Regions from separate parts of the Homo sapiens genome. Here region 1 is linked to region 2. The links are chromatin loops, found by intact Hi-C in ENCODE. Cell type or tissue: Caco-2. All regions are shown on one strand.

Region 1 (8,000 bases), 60 kb after region 2:
TGGTGTTGGCCTCAACTTACGGGTAAAGGCCCCACTGCATGGCTATTATGGTCATTTCAGGGTGTCCTCAAAATCATAAGGCAGGGTGGCACAAGACTTCCAGTCAGACAAAAGAGCTGTGACCGACACCAAAGCCTTCCTGAGCACTCAGGCCGCACTGGAAATGCACAATCAGCGTGAACTAAGATAATACAAGGGCCACAGCTGAGCATCTCCAGAGCTGGAGGATCCAGAAGGCCTCTGACAGGACTTTAAAGACCTCGGTCTCAAGGAGTTTACTTGGCACAAGCAGCTTTCATCTGACATGACTAGCACAGACTGCCAATGGCTACCTGGAACGGGGTGTTAGAATTTGGAAGCAGCCCGAAGGCTCAGCAGAAAAGTGTTCAGATCAACTCTTGACATGAGTGACAGGGCAGGAGTGAGGAGCAGCGCCCCAGCCTCTGCATCTAGGACAGGTGCTCCATAGTTAAGATCAACTTCTCCCTCTGGCCGATTCTTCTGGGGCTTGTCCTGACTTGTGGCACCTGCAGAGACCCGTGTCCGCATCTTCACAGACCGCTCGCGAGCCTCTCTCTGGTCTCACCTTCCCTATCACAGCACTAACTTCAGAGGGGGCAGCCCAGTCAGCGAGGCATAAGAGGCCTGAAAAACCAGAATCCTCCAGTCCTGGCATTCTAATTCAGACCTGTGGACTGGATTTGTGAAAACGGATTCCTTGTTGTCTCTACTTCTGGATGCTAAAGCAAAGTCACACCATAGCTCTCAAGGTACTTTCCGAAAAAGCACCTGTATGGAAATTTTTCTTCCAACTACTCAGAACATTTTTTTATACATGTGTTCAAAGAAAGCAGTTCCTCTGTCAGCTGCTAAATTCTAAACGAACCACATGATAAAGATGAGCAGCCACACAGAAAAAGCACTCCGCAAACACATACACAGCACATGCACCCACCACCCTGGGAGGAGGGACTGGCAGTGCTGGCTTTCCTGCAGGATGTGGCTTCCAGAACCTTTCTTTCAGACAGGTGGAGGGGATGGCTGAGACAAACACCAAAAGAAATACAGCCTAAGAGAACGCATGTAAGAACTCAAGAAATCCTTATGTGAACATGACTTAACATACAATGGTCTCAGAGACAACTAAAGCCTTGAGCTCCTTCAGAGAGAGCACTGAGCCATGCCTATCCACTCTGCCCATGACCTCAGAGTTAGTCATACTGATCCTTGGATTGCTCCAATCATGCTGCAGAAAGGGAATTTGAATAAGCCAAGCACCCCAATATCAGCAGTCCCTGCAAAATGTACACCTTTCTTCTGTAATGCTGAGACTTCAGCTTAAAGCGATTATTCAGTCCCTCTGAACTTGAAAGCCTGTGCCTCCAGTTTGTTCTGCTTACTTGTGCACCTGTCTTATCCTGGAGCTAAGTAAGGCATAAGCTCCCTGAGGAAAGGGCCCAAGTCTCAAACATCTTTGTATGTCTTCAAGAACTAGCAGGATTTCAGTAAGTATTTAGTTTGTTAATATATATTCCCAAATATTTGGTTTAATAAATATTAATAGTTAAATATTAGTACACCCAACATCTTCCAAAAATTATTTGTATTCTTATCTTTTAAACTAAGTAGTATATTGAGTTCAGTAGCTATACACCAGTAATAAAGTTACTACTTAAGCATAAAACACCTACATCACATAGCCATTCAACATAGGCAACTCTGTGGCTGTCTCCATATACAGATGGCAGCACGAACCTAAGTGTTTTTGTTTAAAAATCACAGGTCTCTGGCCGGGTGCAGTGGCTCACACCTATAATCCCAGCACTTTGGGAGGCCAAGGCAAGGCGGATCACCTGAGGTCAGGAGATTGAGACCATCCTGGACAACATGGTGAAACCCCGTCTCTACTAAAAATACAAAAATTAGCTGGATGCGGTGGCACGTGCCTGTAATCCCAGCTACTTGGGAGGCTGAGGCAGGAGAATCGCTTGAACTTGGGAGGCAGAGGCTGCAGTGAGCTGAGAGTGTGCCACTGCACTCCAGCCTGGGGACAGAGCGAGACTCCGTCTCAAAAGAAAAAAAAAAAAAGACACAGGTCTTACTATGTTGCCCAGGCAGGTCTCAAAACTCCTAGGCTCAAGTGACCCTCCCACCTCAGCCTCCCATGTAGCTGGGGCTACAGGTGTGCCACCATGCCTGGCTTTTAAGTGTTTTTATGTCTGCATTTATAAAATGGGCTTCACAAGTCTCCAGTTTCACCAAGGAACCAGACTCAGAAAACAAATGGTCGTTATGCTGCATTTATTATGAGAATCAACAGTCAACAGTTAATGATTGACTAACTCTTGTTGTTCACTCTGGACATTAACGAAAAAGACTGGAATAGGGCTACAGCGCTGCTTTTATGCTACACGGGTTATGCTTGGACTCTGACTCCCAGCAGCAGGTAGATTCAGGAATTCATGGCAGTGACATTCACCATCATGGGAAACACCTTCCCTTTTCTTCAGGATTCTCTGTAGTGGAAGAGAGCACCCAGTGTTGGGCTGAAAACATCTGAAAGTAGGGAGAAGAACCTAAAATAATCAGTATCTCAGAGGGCTCTAAGGTGCCAAGAAGTCTCACTGGACATTTAAGTGCCAACAAAGGCATACTTTCGGAATCGCCAAGTCAAAACTTTCTAACTTCTGTCTCTCTCAGAGACAAGTGAGACTCAAGAGTCTACTGCTTTAGTGGCAACTACAGAAAACTGGTGTTACCCAGAAAAACAGGAGCAATTAGAAATGGTTCCAATATTTCAAAGCTCCGCAAACAGGATGTGCTTTCCTTTGCCCATTTAGGGTTTCTTCTCTTTCCTTTCTCTTTGTTTAGTCTTCGTTCTCTTTTTCAGTTTCCATCAGATCTTGCCCCCACACACCACTGGAATCTCAGAGGTTGCTTCTTTCTCCTTTCCATCTTTACTCCTACTTTCTGGAGTAGCCAATACAGCATGTCACAATACGGCACTGTTCAAAATGCTCCTCTATCACAATTCTGAGTCTGGTACTGGTGGTCTGCTGAACTGAGTCAGTTCGTTTTGAAAAAGGTCAGCAAGCAATGAAAAGGTGGAAGCCTTAAGGCCAGAAGCTATGAATTCCCCAAGTCCATCATCTTTTCTAACAAACTGGCTAGGCACTGGAATGTATAGAGTCTAATTTAATTCTACTCAGTCCTTTTGTCTTCTTGCAGGACTTAGCGACATCATCACAGTCTCTAACACCTTGAAAATGTTTAAAACATATGATGACCTTGGAACATATGATGAAGAACTCATATCCAGTTACCAAGGTATTCAAGAAAAATAGTCTAGAGGACGGTACTGAAGTTAGAGATGGGATACAGACTGTGCCTCTACTCAAATCACGTCTAGAGCCTTGAAGTGCAGCCAAAGCTCACAAGTCCCAGTCTCTCTGAGTATTTAAAAGTTTAAAACTACTGAAGCACACTTTATAAAGCAAATTGTGTGAAAATACTTTTAAAAGATATGCTTATCAAATCTCCCTTACTTACTTGCATTGTTTTTTTCCTGAGTGGTATCTGCATCAGTGTTAGAGCTGACAGATTGACTGTCTGAATTTTTGCTGCTGTCACCTAACTTTTTAAGCCTATTTAAACGTTTATCTGTTTCTCTGAGTCCATATTTGCTATTGATAACAGGAGCAGGCGCAGGCAGTCCCACTCTGGATTTAAAAGCACCAGTGCCCCGTCTGAAAGAGAAAATAGCACAGGTTAAACAAATAGAACACACTTTCTTATAATAAGCTTAACTGCTGAGGGTACTTGGCTACAGGTTAACAGATGTGATGAGCTGCTGAGGCCTTAATCACCACTGGAAACCGAAGACTAGAACTCACAAAGGAAATTAAGTATCTATATTATAAAATTAACTTTAAATCTATATTTAAAATAATAAAACAACTTGTTATGACTATTATCAATCATTAATTGCCTATGAGAAACTACTGGACCTTGTAAAATTTTTTCCTTTTTTTTTTTTTTTTGAGACAGGGTCTCACTCTACCGCCCAGGCTGGAATGCAGTGGCACGATCATGGCTCACTGCAGCCTCAACCTCTTAGGCTCAAGAAGTCGTCCCACCTCAGCATCCTGAGTATCTGGGACCATAAGCGTGTAGCACCACCACCAGCTAATTTTTAAATTTTTTTTTGTAGAGATGGGGTCTCACTATGTTGCCCAGGCTGGTCTCCAACTGCTGGGCTCAAGGGATCTTCCCAGCTGGGTCTCCCAAAGTGCTGGATTTACAGGCGTGAGCCACAAAGTCCAGCCCTTTAATAAACATTGCCAGATTACTTTGCCAAAGGGATAGAGCAAATCATGGTCCCACTAGCATGGTGTGAGTTCCTGCTTCTCCACATCCTCATCAACGGTACATTGTACTCCTTAAATTTTACCAAAGTGGGCCAGGCATGGTGGCTCACACCTGTAATCCCAGCACGTTGGGAGGCTGAGGTGGGCAGATCACGAGGTCAAGAGATAAAGAGACCATCCTGGTGAACATGGTGAAACCCTGTCTCTACTAAAAATACAAAAAAAAATTAGCCCGGCGTGATGGCAGGCGCCTGTAGTCCCAGCTACTCGGGAGGCTGAGGCAGAAGAATTGCGTGAACCTGGAAGGTGAAGGTTGCAGTGAGTTGAGATCGAAACTTACACAGAGCAAGACTCCGTCTAAAAAAATTTTACTTTTTGCCAAAGTGATGAGTGAAAATGAATACCTAATCTTGTTTTAATCTCATTTATGGCCATTTTTTTCCTGTGAAGCATCTCTGCATCTCTTTTTCCTTTACCTTTTTTCCTATTTGACTATGTCTTTTCCCTATAAGCTTATAGGAGCTTTTTGTTATTAGAATTTTTTTTTTTTTTTTGAGACACAGTCTTGCTGTGTCACCCAAGCTGGAGTGCAGTGGTGCGATCTTGGCTCACTGCAACCCCTGCCTCCTGGGTGCAAGCGATTCTCCTGCTTCAGCCTCCTGAGTAGCTGGAATTATAGGCGCGCACCACCACATCTGGCTAATTTTTGTATTTTTAGTAGAGACGGGGTTTTGCCATGTTGGCCAGGCTGGTCTCGAACTCCTGACCTCAGGTGATCCACCTGCCTCAGCCTCCCAAAGTGCTGGGATTATAGGCGTGAGTCACACGTGCGTGGCCTTTGCTTTAAATTTTCTAGAGTAAAATGTGCAGTACTTATGAACATATTACAATTACTACTGTCAGTACAGTGTAGCAGAGAAACATGCTTCAAATGTATCCTGGAGTGTCTAGCGCGACTCAGTGTCTCTGCACACGTGATTCCGTCCATTCTCACTTCTTCACGGAGCCTCTTCCTTTTACCCTCTGGCTCTCAGCACAGTGTGTGTGTCCCCTTCACTGAACTGCCCTGACAGCTGGCACTGTGCTGGTCTTGTTTATCCTGCATGCACTTGGCCTAACATTAAGTAACTGTTCAGTTAATATGTAATGAATAATGGAATGAGCTCCTAGATGCATCTTCCCAGCTAATTTCTGTAAAGGCAGAAACAATTTGGTGTTTATGAGAACTTCAAGAATATATGCAGCCAATCTTGAAATCAAACTGCTCAAACAGTCTGACAATAGCCATGGCCACTATTCTCCATCATGCTGTTCCATTTAAAAAGGACTTACACACGTTTCTATCTACTTCTCACACTAACCTTGTGGAGTAGGTGGGATTATCCTCATTTTCACCAGTGAGAAAACAGAGGCTCATGAAAGAGAACTAATCTGCTCAAGGAAAATGACTATACCTGCAGTTCTAAACCAGGGAAAGAGCTGTTTCGGTGTTGGTTTGGAATCCTCAGTATGTGGTTAGGTGTTTTCAGGACCGCCTCCAAAAACTTCATTATATATATTTACTCTATTCATTCATTTACCAAATATTTATCAAGGACTTACTATGCACCAGGGTACTGTTCTGTATTCTGGGGATATAGCGGAAAATGAAACAGATACAAGCCCCTGCCTTCATGGAGCTCATATTCTAATGGGAAAATAACCAGAAACCAATTATTGTAGTTAACATTTGTGTATTAACTGTGTGCTATTCTACATGCTTTACAGGAAATAACAAATTTAGCCTTCACATCAACCCTACAAAATAGGTTCTGATGTTATCCCCATTTTACAGATGGGGAAATTAAGGCACAAAGCAGCTAAGTGACTTACCCTACACATCACATAGCTAATGAAATGCAGAGTTGCAGGATTCCAACCCAGGCAGTCTGATTTCAGATGATAGGCACTTAACTGTTATACTGTTTCCTCTACAAAATGATTTTGAAGAATTATTGAACTATAATTAAACTACTTTAAAGGGTATTCTCTGGACTGGTCCAAGATCTAACCAACATGTGAATAATTTTTATGTAGAAAAAGATAAATTTTATGTCCCTCTGCCCTGGTAAAAATTCAGCAGCACTAGGAACTGGTTTTCTGCCACATCTTTATGGCAAGGAGCCCACTCAGTGCTGGGAGAGGGATGGCTACGGTAGCACTGTGACTTGATGACTCCGTCCTCTCTCACCACACAGTTGGAAATCCCTGGCTATCCAGAAAGGAGGGAAATGGCAACTGGGGTATCTGCCCACTGCAACCTCTAGGCTGGCTATTTGTAGGTGTTTTAAAGTGGGAGAAGTGACACTAATAACTCTGATCATAACTCCAAAAGCAATATGAAGTGGAAAGAATGAGGACTCTGAAGTTAGGCTGACTGGGGTCTGATACTTATGTTCTGGTACTCGCAATGTGGGCACCTCCTAGCTCTCTCATGAATATCTGTGAGAACTGAACAAGGTGGTGTGAGTAAAGTGCCTGGCACAGTGCAAGATGTGCAAAATGGACTCCAGGTTTCCTTCTCTGTGGCCTGTGTGGTCTGTACTGCCTTTGAGGGGACTCTTCCTGCAGCCCTTGCCTGCCTGAGCCTGTGACGCTCCCTTCATGGTGCTCTCACACACAGAAGTCACTATAATGAGCAATATGAACTGGTGGTCCTGCCAATGAAGATCTGGGGGATTTCTGTAAAGACTCCAGGACTCTTGATGAGACATAAGAAGAGGTTCCTTATTGAATGACTGATATCAGGGAACAACTCTTAAGAACTGTGAAACCAAAATTCCAGAAGACACAGCTTGATAATATGCAAGACGACTATCAGTGGTGAACTCCACTTGACATTTTGAGTAGCGGCAACCCCATTCTGGCATTGCGTGTGTGCATGTGTGTGAGCTATTAACCATTCTCTCCTTAAGCACATCTGTATTCTGGCCCACTCTTAGCTGGTAATATTAAGATTTTAAAGGGAAATTTTAAATTTATTGAGGGACATTCCAATGTCCCTAAATAGCTGTGCAGCATTTGACTTTGTTCATACACACTGCACCAGCCGCTATGCTAAAGAACATAAAGACTATCTCTGCATTTAAACAACAAAGAGATAATGTGAGTTTAATCCCCATAATCAGGTTGTTAACAAAAAATGTTTAGGCTGAACATTTTACTTAATACCTTACCTTTCGCAAGTGTAACACTCGCAGAACTCATTATTTTCTCCAAAGAACCCATCTCCATAATAACAAGAAATTTCTTCTCCAGGTTCAATGTCTCTTAGAGCCTTCACACATGCTGTATCTCGACCAGTTGACACAAACTAAAATAAAAGTAACTCAGTAAGAAACTCACACCTGAAGCAAAAACAAAATACTTGAAGAAAATTTTTTTAATGCTTACCTTACAATTAGGTCTGCAATCTGAAAAATGTCCAAAAGATAAAGTCAATTAACTGTTGATAAGATCTGAAACACGAACAATTATAGAAATCTGAAATAAGCTTTCCATATAACTTTACAACTTTTGATAGGAGTTTAGGTCTCAAGTTCAACTAAAGGAATATACATTTATTTTAATAAGTTTGTGGAAACATTTCTATTT
Region 2 (8,000 bases):
TGTACTTTAGCCTGGGTGACAGAGCAAGACCCTGTTTAAAAAAAAAAAAATATATTTGCCCTAAATGGTGGCGTGTGCCTATATTCCCAGCTTGGGAGGCTGACATAGGAGGATTGTTTGAGCCTAAGAGTTTGAGGCTGAAGTAAGCTATGAATGCACCACTGTACTCCAGCCTGGATGACAGAGCAAGATTCCATCCCTCAATAACAAAAACAAGGCAAAAGACCCAACAGACATTTATCAAAAGATGACAAATAAATGGCCAGAAAGCCACATGTGGTAGGTAGCACGTGCCTGCAGTCCCAACTACTCGGGAGGTTGAGATGGGAGGATCACTTGAGCCTGGGAGGTTGAGGCTGCAAATGAGCTGTGATTGTGCTACTGCACTCCAGCCTGGGTGACGGAGCAAGACCCTGTCTCAGTAAATTTAAAAAAAATAAAATAAATGGCCAACAGGTATATGAAAAAATGCTGACCACCACTAGTCATTATTAGACTGTCTATTTTCAATGATAAAAGATAACAAACGTTGACAAGGATGTGGAGAAAAGGGAACCCTTACACACTGTTGATGGCAATGTAAGTTAGTACAGATATGAAAAACAGTATGCAGGGTCCTCAGAAAATTAAAAATAGAATTACCATTAAGATCCAGCTCCTGCTCATCAAAGCAAGTTTAAAAAAAAAAAATCCAGGCTTGGTGCAGTGGCTCATGCGTGTAATCCCCGCACTTTGGAAGGCTGAGGCGGGCAGATCACCTGAGGTCGGGAATTCGAGATCAGCCTGGCCAACATGGTGAAACTCTGTCTCTATTAAAAAAACAAAAAAATTAGCCACGCATGGTGGTGTACATCTGTAATCCCAGCTATTTGTGAGGAGGAAGCACGAGAATCACTTGAACCCGGGAGGCAGTGTTGCAGTGAGCCGAGATCACACCACTGCACTCCAGCCTGGGAGACAGAGCAAGGCTCAGTCTCAAAAAAATAAAAAATAAATAAATTAATTAAATAAAATAAAAAATTAAAAATCCAGCAATCCCATTACTGGTAATACATCCAGAGGAAATGAAATCAGTACATCAGACATCTACACTCTCATGTATATTGCAGCACTAGTCACAAAAGCCATCAATTGATTATAGAATAAATGTAAGTGTCCATCAACAGATGAATAAAGAAAATGTGGTATATATACACAGTAGAATCCTATTAAGCCTTATAAAAGCAGGAAATTCTGTCATTTGTGACAATATGGATGAACCTGGAGGACAGTACTTATATTAAGCAAAGTAAGTCAGGCACAGAAAGACAGTAACAATGTGATCTCACTTGTGTAGAATCTAAAAAAGTTGATCTCATAGAAGTTGAGAATAGTGCTTACCAGAGGCGAGGGGAGGGGAGACAGGGAGAGGTTGGCCAACTGGTACAATATTATAGTCAGATGGAAGGAATAAATTCACCTTATACCTCATAAATAGGACAATTATTATTATTATTATTTTTTGAGACTGAGTTTTGCTCTATCATCCAGGCTGGAGTGCAATGGTGCAATCTCGGCTCACCGCAACCTCCGCCTCTCAGGTTTAAGCGGTTCTCATGCATTAGTCTCCTGAGTAGCTAGGATTCAGGCTCCCACTACCATGCCCAGCTAATAATTTTTGTATTTTTAGTACAGATAGGGTTGCACCATGTTGGTCAGCTGGTCTCGAACTCCTGACCTCAAGTGATCCAACCGCCTCGGCCTCCCAAATTGCTGGGATAACAGGCGTGAGCCACCGCACCCGACCAATATGTACAATTATTACATGTCAATTATAAACATTATGAATAATGCTCCATTGCCTCAGCACTTACATCAAATACACAGGTTATAAAATTATAAAATTCTGGCCGGGCACAGTGGCTCACGCCTGGAATCCCAGCACTTTGGGAGGCAAAGACGGGCAGATCATCTGAGGTCAGGAGTTCAAGACCAGCCTGATCAACATGGTGAAACCCTGTCTCTACTAAAAATACAAAATTAGCCAGGCGTGGTGGCACATGTCTGTAATCTCAGCTACTCAGGAGGCTGAGGCAGGAGAATCGCTTGAACCCGGGAGATGGAGGCTGCAGTGAGTTGAGATCGTACCATTGCACTCCAGCCTCGGCAACAGAGTGAAACTCCATCTCAAAAAAAAAAAGAGATTATTTAATGCCTGTTACATTCTATAGCACTATAAAACAAGAAAAACCCATGCTACATGCTACAGTGATACAACAACTTAGTAGGCTGCCCAAGGTCTTGAAATATGTCATCTCTAGGCCGGACATGGTGGCTCACGCCTGTAATCCCAGCACTTTGGGAGGCTGAGGCGGGTGGATCATGAGGTCAGGAATTCAAGACCAGCCTGGCAAACACGGTGAAACCCCATCTCTACTAAAAATACAAAAATTAGCTGGGCATGGTGGCAGACACCTATAGTCCCAACTACTCAGGAGGCTGAGGCAAGAGAATCGCTTAAACACGGGAGGAGGAGGTTGCAGTGAGCCGAAATCGGGCCACTGTACTCCAGCCTGGGCAGCAGAGTGAGACTCCATCTCAAAAAAAAAAAAAAAAAAAAAAAAAAGAAAAGAAAAAGAAAGAAATATGCCATCTCTAATGTCAAACATCTACCTATTTTTAATTATTTGGGTTTTTTCCCCTGTCATTTTTAGCAACGGGGATATTTTGGGATTCATGTATGTGAATCCGCTGAATGAATGCTTAGGCAGATGACAAACCTGAGGAACTGTCTGCTCCAACCTGTAACACAAAGATTTCCACCTGATAAATTAAGATAAGAAGTTACCTAACCAACTATATTTTGCTGAAAAGCAAAAAAGCCACTGAAAGCTCCGCAAACTGTCTACAAGTCACAGGGTACCCAGTCTAGCACATACAGGGCTTAGTCCCCAAGGCTGAGGGCCTGGACCTAGGAGAAAATAGAGCAGGCAGTTCCATGACTATCATCTAAAAGTCAAAATGACTAGAAAGAAAAAAAAATCACGACATAACCAGTGTCTCAACAGAGAAATGATCTTTAAGCCATAGGGCTGGCTACATGGAAAAGAGAATACAGCGTAATATCAAAACAGCTACTGAATTTAGAGCACAAGGAAAATAAGAAAAAAAAGCAGATTTTTGAAAAATTTCTTCTAACCATCTAAAATTCAAATTGCAGCTATGGCTCAGGTGAAAAAAACAGTGCTGCAGTAAAACATCAGCACCTCTACGGAGTAATCAGGACGGTATTAACCCCCACCTCTCTGAAAACAAGAAAAGCCAGGAGGTACCATTAAAAGAACAGGCTAGGCCAAGCACAGTGGCTAACACCTATAATCAATCTCAACACTTCAGGAGGTCAAGGTGAAAGGATTGCTTCAGCCCAAGAGCTGGAGACCAGCCTAGGCAACATAACAAGACTCGATCTCTACAATTTTTTTTTTTAATTGGCCAGGCATGGTGGCATTGAGCCTGTGGTCCCAGGTACTTGGGAAGTTGAGGTGGGATGACTGCTTGAGCCTGGAAGGTTGGGGCTGCAGTGAGCCGTGATCACGTCACTGCACTCCAGCCTGGGCAACACAAAAACCCTGCCTCCAAAAAAAAAAAAAGACCAGTCCAGCCCAGGTGGAGTGCTGGCTCTGCACAAAATAGCTGTGCAGACCTTGGGCAGGCCTCCAAGTCTGTTTTCACACCATAAAACAATGTAGCAGTATCTAACAGAAGTTTCTGCGAAAATTACATGAGATCATATGAGCTGTTCACTTATCAGCACCAATTGCAAAGCAAAGGTTAATGTTTAAGAGGATGCCAGAAGGAAGAAAGGATAAAGCTCAGTCTTAAGAATTCTACTCCAGCACGGCTCAGCCTTGACGCTTTGTATCTGGGGCCAGGTCATTCTTTGCTGAGGGGCAAAGCTGCCCTGTGTACTGCAGGAATGTTTAGCAGCAACACTGCCCTCTATTCACTAGATGCCAGCTGTACTACCACCAACATGGTAACAATAAAAAACATGTTCGGCCGGGCATGGTGGATCATACCTGTAATCCCAGCACTTTGGGAGGCCGAGGTGGGTGGATCACGAGATCAGGAGTTCAAGACCAGCCTGGCCAATATGGTGAAACCCCGTCTCTACTAAAAATACAAAAATTAGCCGGGCGCAGTGGCAGGCACCTGTAATCCCAGCTACTTGGGAGGCTTAGGCAGGAGAATCGCTTGAACCTGAGCAGCAGTGATTTCAATGAGTCAAGATTGAGCCACTGCACTCCAACCTGGGTGACAGAGTGAGACTCTGTCTCAAAAAAAAAAATGTTCAAACATTACCAAATGGCGAGATGCGGGTACAAAATCACCCCACTATTCCTCTACTTTTTTTATCATTCTTTCTGCAGTTTTTACCTATTTTTCCTTCCCCAAAATTTGAAAACCAATTTGTTCTCTAACTTGATTCCCAACTTATAATCTTTTCCTTCCTCTATTCAAAATAATTTCTTCCTCCTGATTTGCCTATTTCAGTTAACAGTAGTGCCTTTTTCCCACTCACCCAGGCTCAAAATCTTCCTCGTTTCCAATGGCCTGGTCCTCTCCCTATCTCCCAAATTCTCTCCTCCTTTCCATTCTCAATGCTCCTGCCCAAATGTATATCCTCCCCCAACCCCCACTACAGCAGCCTCCTCTCTGGTCTCCCAGCTTCTTGATCCCTCTCTCCTCTATGCTATCCCCTAGGCCACCTTAGAAAGTGTTTCTAAAATACAAATTTCAAGCCGCCACTGTCCTTAGCACAGTCCTTGGAACACAGCATGCCTCTGCCTACCCTTCCCACCTAGGAGGTCCTTCCACCAGGCATGGTCAGAAGTACTCCCTCCCACTTTCTCATAAAGTGCTTGCATCCCTTCTAGCCCACGCTGACTCCCAGTCAATACTCGACAAAAAGAGTACTAGGCACATTAAGATGTGTAAATACATTACGAAAGACACGGAAATTACGATCTCATTGTGGAAAACTAAAGATAAGGGTTGTGCCCCACCACGCAGCAGAACGAGGAGATTCCCTGCCACTGACAGAGAATGGAGAGATCCTGGAAGGACGCTAGACAGGCTGACGGGGCTCCACTGGAGGGGAAAACAGGAAGGAGAACGTGGGCATCACTGAAAGCAATATATGACAGATAACAGAAGAAGTGCTTTTATTATTATTATTATCTAAATTCTACTCCTAGCTGGGTGCAGTGGCACACACCTGTAGTCCCAGCTAATGAGGAGGGTGAGGTGGGATGATCGCTTGAGCCCAGGAATTCCAGGCTGCAGTTGAGCTATGATCCCACAAATGCACTCCAGACTGGGCAACAAGAGCAAGACCCTGTCTCAAAAAGAAAGAAAGAAAAGAAATACCACTCAACCTTCTGGTTTCCAGTCCAGTATGTGTAAGAAGCTTAGAAGTCGCCACCTGATCCTAACAACATGTAAAAAGCTAAATCAACTGAAAAATCAACTCTTAAAGAAATAAGGTGGCTGGGCGCAGAGGCTCACGCCTGTAATCCCAGCACTTTGGGAGGCCAAGGCGGGAGGATCACGAGGTCAGGAGATCGAGACCATCCTGGCTAACACGGTGAAACTCCGTCTCTACTAAAAATACAAAAAATTAGCCTGGCGTGGTGGCGGGCGCCTGTAGTCCCAGCCACTTGGGAGGCTGAGGCAAGAGAATGGCGTGAACCTGGGAGGCGGAGCTTGCAGTGAGCCAAGATCATGCCACTGCACTCCAGCCTGGGTGACCGCAAGGCTCTGTCTCAAAAAAAAAGAAATGAGGTTAAGGGGGAAACTGCTGCCTCCCAAATTGGACAGACAGACCGGCAGATACAGAGAATCACAGTTTACTGGAGCAAAATCCTCCACCAAATCAGCACTAGGGTAGGAAAACCTTAACTATAACTAACAAATTGCCGGAGGCTCAGTGTGGACAACTGTGAGAGTTTAAAACTCCAGGAGACCCAATTACTGGGGAGCCCCATTCTTTGACGAGTTTTACCTCCAGGAGCTCTACGAGTTCCTTACAGTGAAAACTGAGGGGGGGAAAAAATCCCTTCATGCTTCCAGCAGAGGGAGGGGCAAAGAAACCTTTCCTTTTTTCTTTTCCTTTTTTTTTTTTTTTTTTTTTGAGACAGAGTCTCGCTCTGTCCCCCAGGCAGGAGTGCAGTGGCGCGATCTCGGCTCACAGCAAGCTCCACCTCCCGGGTTCACACCATTCTCCTGCCTCAGCCTCCCGAGTAGCTGGGACTACAGGCGCCCGCCACCACACTGGGCTAATTTTTTGTATTTTTAGTAGAGACGGAGTTTCACCGTGTTAGCCAGGATGGTCTCGATCTCCTGACCTCGTGATCCTCCCGCCTCAGGCTCCCAAAGTGCTGGGATTACAGGCGTGAGCCACCGAGCCCGGCCTCTTATATTTTTAAATACGACAGAACATTCTGTTCTTAACAAGGTCTGCCCTCAGGAGAAATTATTTTGCCAGTGTCTAACCTGTTGGGATTTTCTCAGAGCCTAAACTTCCTGAGAGAGGGCAAATACACAATTCCAGCCCCCTCTGGCCATTCTGTCCCACCTAAGCGGGGAGGAGAACTAAGAAAAATGGGTAAAGTTCACAGTCTAGGTGCACAGGCTCACCAAAAGACTGAGACCTCACCATAGGACTATAGGTTAAACATTCAAAAATCAACAATAGGCTGGATGTGGTGGCTCGTGCCTGTAGTCCAGCACCTGGGGAGGCCAAGGCAGGTGGACCACTTGAGGTCAGGAGTTCAAGACCAGCCTGGCCAACATGGTGAAACCCTGTCTGTACTGAAAATACAAAAATTAGCTGAATGTGATGGTGCACACCTGTAATCCCAGCTACTCGGGTGACTGAGGCATGAGAATTGCTTGAATCCAGGGAGTAGAGGTTGCAGTGAGCCGAGGTCACGCCACTGCACTCCAGTGTGGGTGACAGAGCGAGACTCTGTCTCAAAATAAAAAATAAAAAATAAAATCAATTAATATAATCTATCACATCAACAGGCTAAAGAAGAAAAATCACATGATCATATCAATAGATGGAGAAAAACTATCTGACAAAATCCAACACCCACTCATGGTAAATAATAAACTCTCAGAAAATGAGGAATAGAGAGGAACTTCCTCAACTTGATAAAGAACATCTATAAAAAACCTACAGCTAACATTATACTTGATGAGAAAGTCACAGCTTTTCTACGAAGAACAGGAACAAGGTAACAATGTTCCCCCTCACCACTTTTTTCCAACATCATAGGAAGTCCTAACTAATAAGAAAAGGAAATTAAAAGTATACAGATTAGGAAGAGAGAAATAAAACTTTGTAGATGATATGATTATCTATGTAGAAAATCAGAAAGAAGTGAAAAAAAATTTCTGGAATAAGAGATTATATAGCAGGACTGCAAGATACAAGGTTAATACATAAAAGTCAACCAGTTTCCTACATACCAGTGACAAATAAGTGGAATTTGAAATTAAAAGCACATTACCATTTATATGAGCACCCCCAAAAATGAAATACTTATATATAAATCTAACAAAATGTGTATTTTGTTATGTCACTCAATGTGTATTGAGTCATGGGTAGGAAGACTCAATATTATCAAGATGTCGGTTCTTCCCAACTTGATCTGTAGATTTAATGCAATCCCAATGAAAACCCCAGCAAGTTATTTTGTGAATACCAACGAACTGATTCTAAAATTTACAGGGAAGCCAGGCACAGTGGCTCATGCTTGTAATCCCAGCAATTTGGGAGGCCAAGGTGGGCAGATCACTTATGGTCAGGAGTTCCGAGACCAGCCTGGCAAACATGGTGAAACCCTGTCTCTACTAAAAATACAAAATTAGCTGGGCGTGGTGGCATGCACCTATAATCCCAGCTACTCGGGAGGCTGAGGCAGGAGAATCGCTTGAATCCAGGAGGCGGAGGT

The links. Peaks named below come from ENCODE experiments on the same cell type or tissue, not always from the same donor. Only the 100,000 strongest peaks of a DNase experiment are listed, where the experiment ranks them.
Region 1: a loop joins it to region 2, with 2.2 times the contacts of the local background. A loop is called at or near these places in 5 of 110 quality-filtered maps.

What each region holds. Positions count from the first base shown.
Region 1 is chr11:68,163,433-68,171,432 of GRCh38, forward strand. KMT5B (lysine methyltransferase 5B) reads right to left here. Exons shown (of 11, transcript NM_017635.5): 8 at 7,800-7,819; 9 at 7,583-7,719; 10 at 3,550-3,746. Among named protein-coding and RNA genes, the nearest start is that of CHKA-DT, 46 kb to the left of the region's middle. In Caco-2, no CTCF peak of the experiment used is centred here; no DNase peak of the experiment used is centred here.
Region 2 is chr11:68,102,936-68,110,935 of GRCh38, forward strand. The region is part of intron 1 of CHKA (choline kinase alpha); the gene reads right to left. Among named protein-coding and RNA genes, the nearest start is that of CHKA, 14 kb to the right of the region's middle. RefSeq lists a silencer at 586-786. In Caco-2, no CTCF peak of the experiment used is centred here; DNase peaks (open chromatin) are centred at 3,666 and 3,916.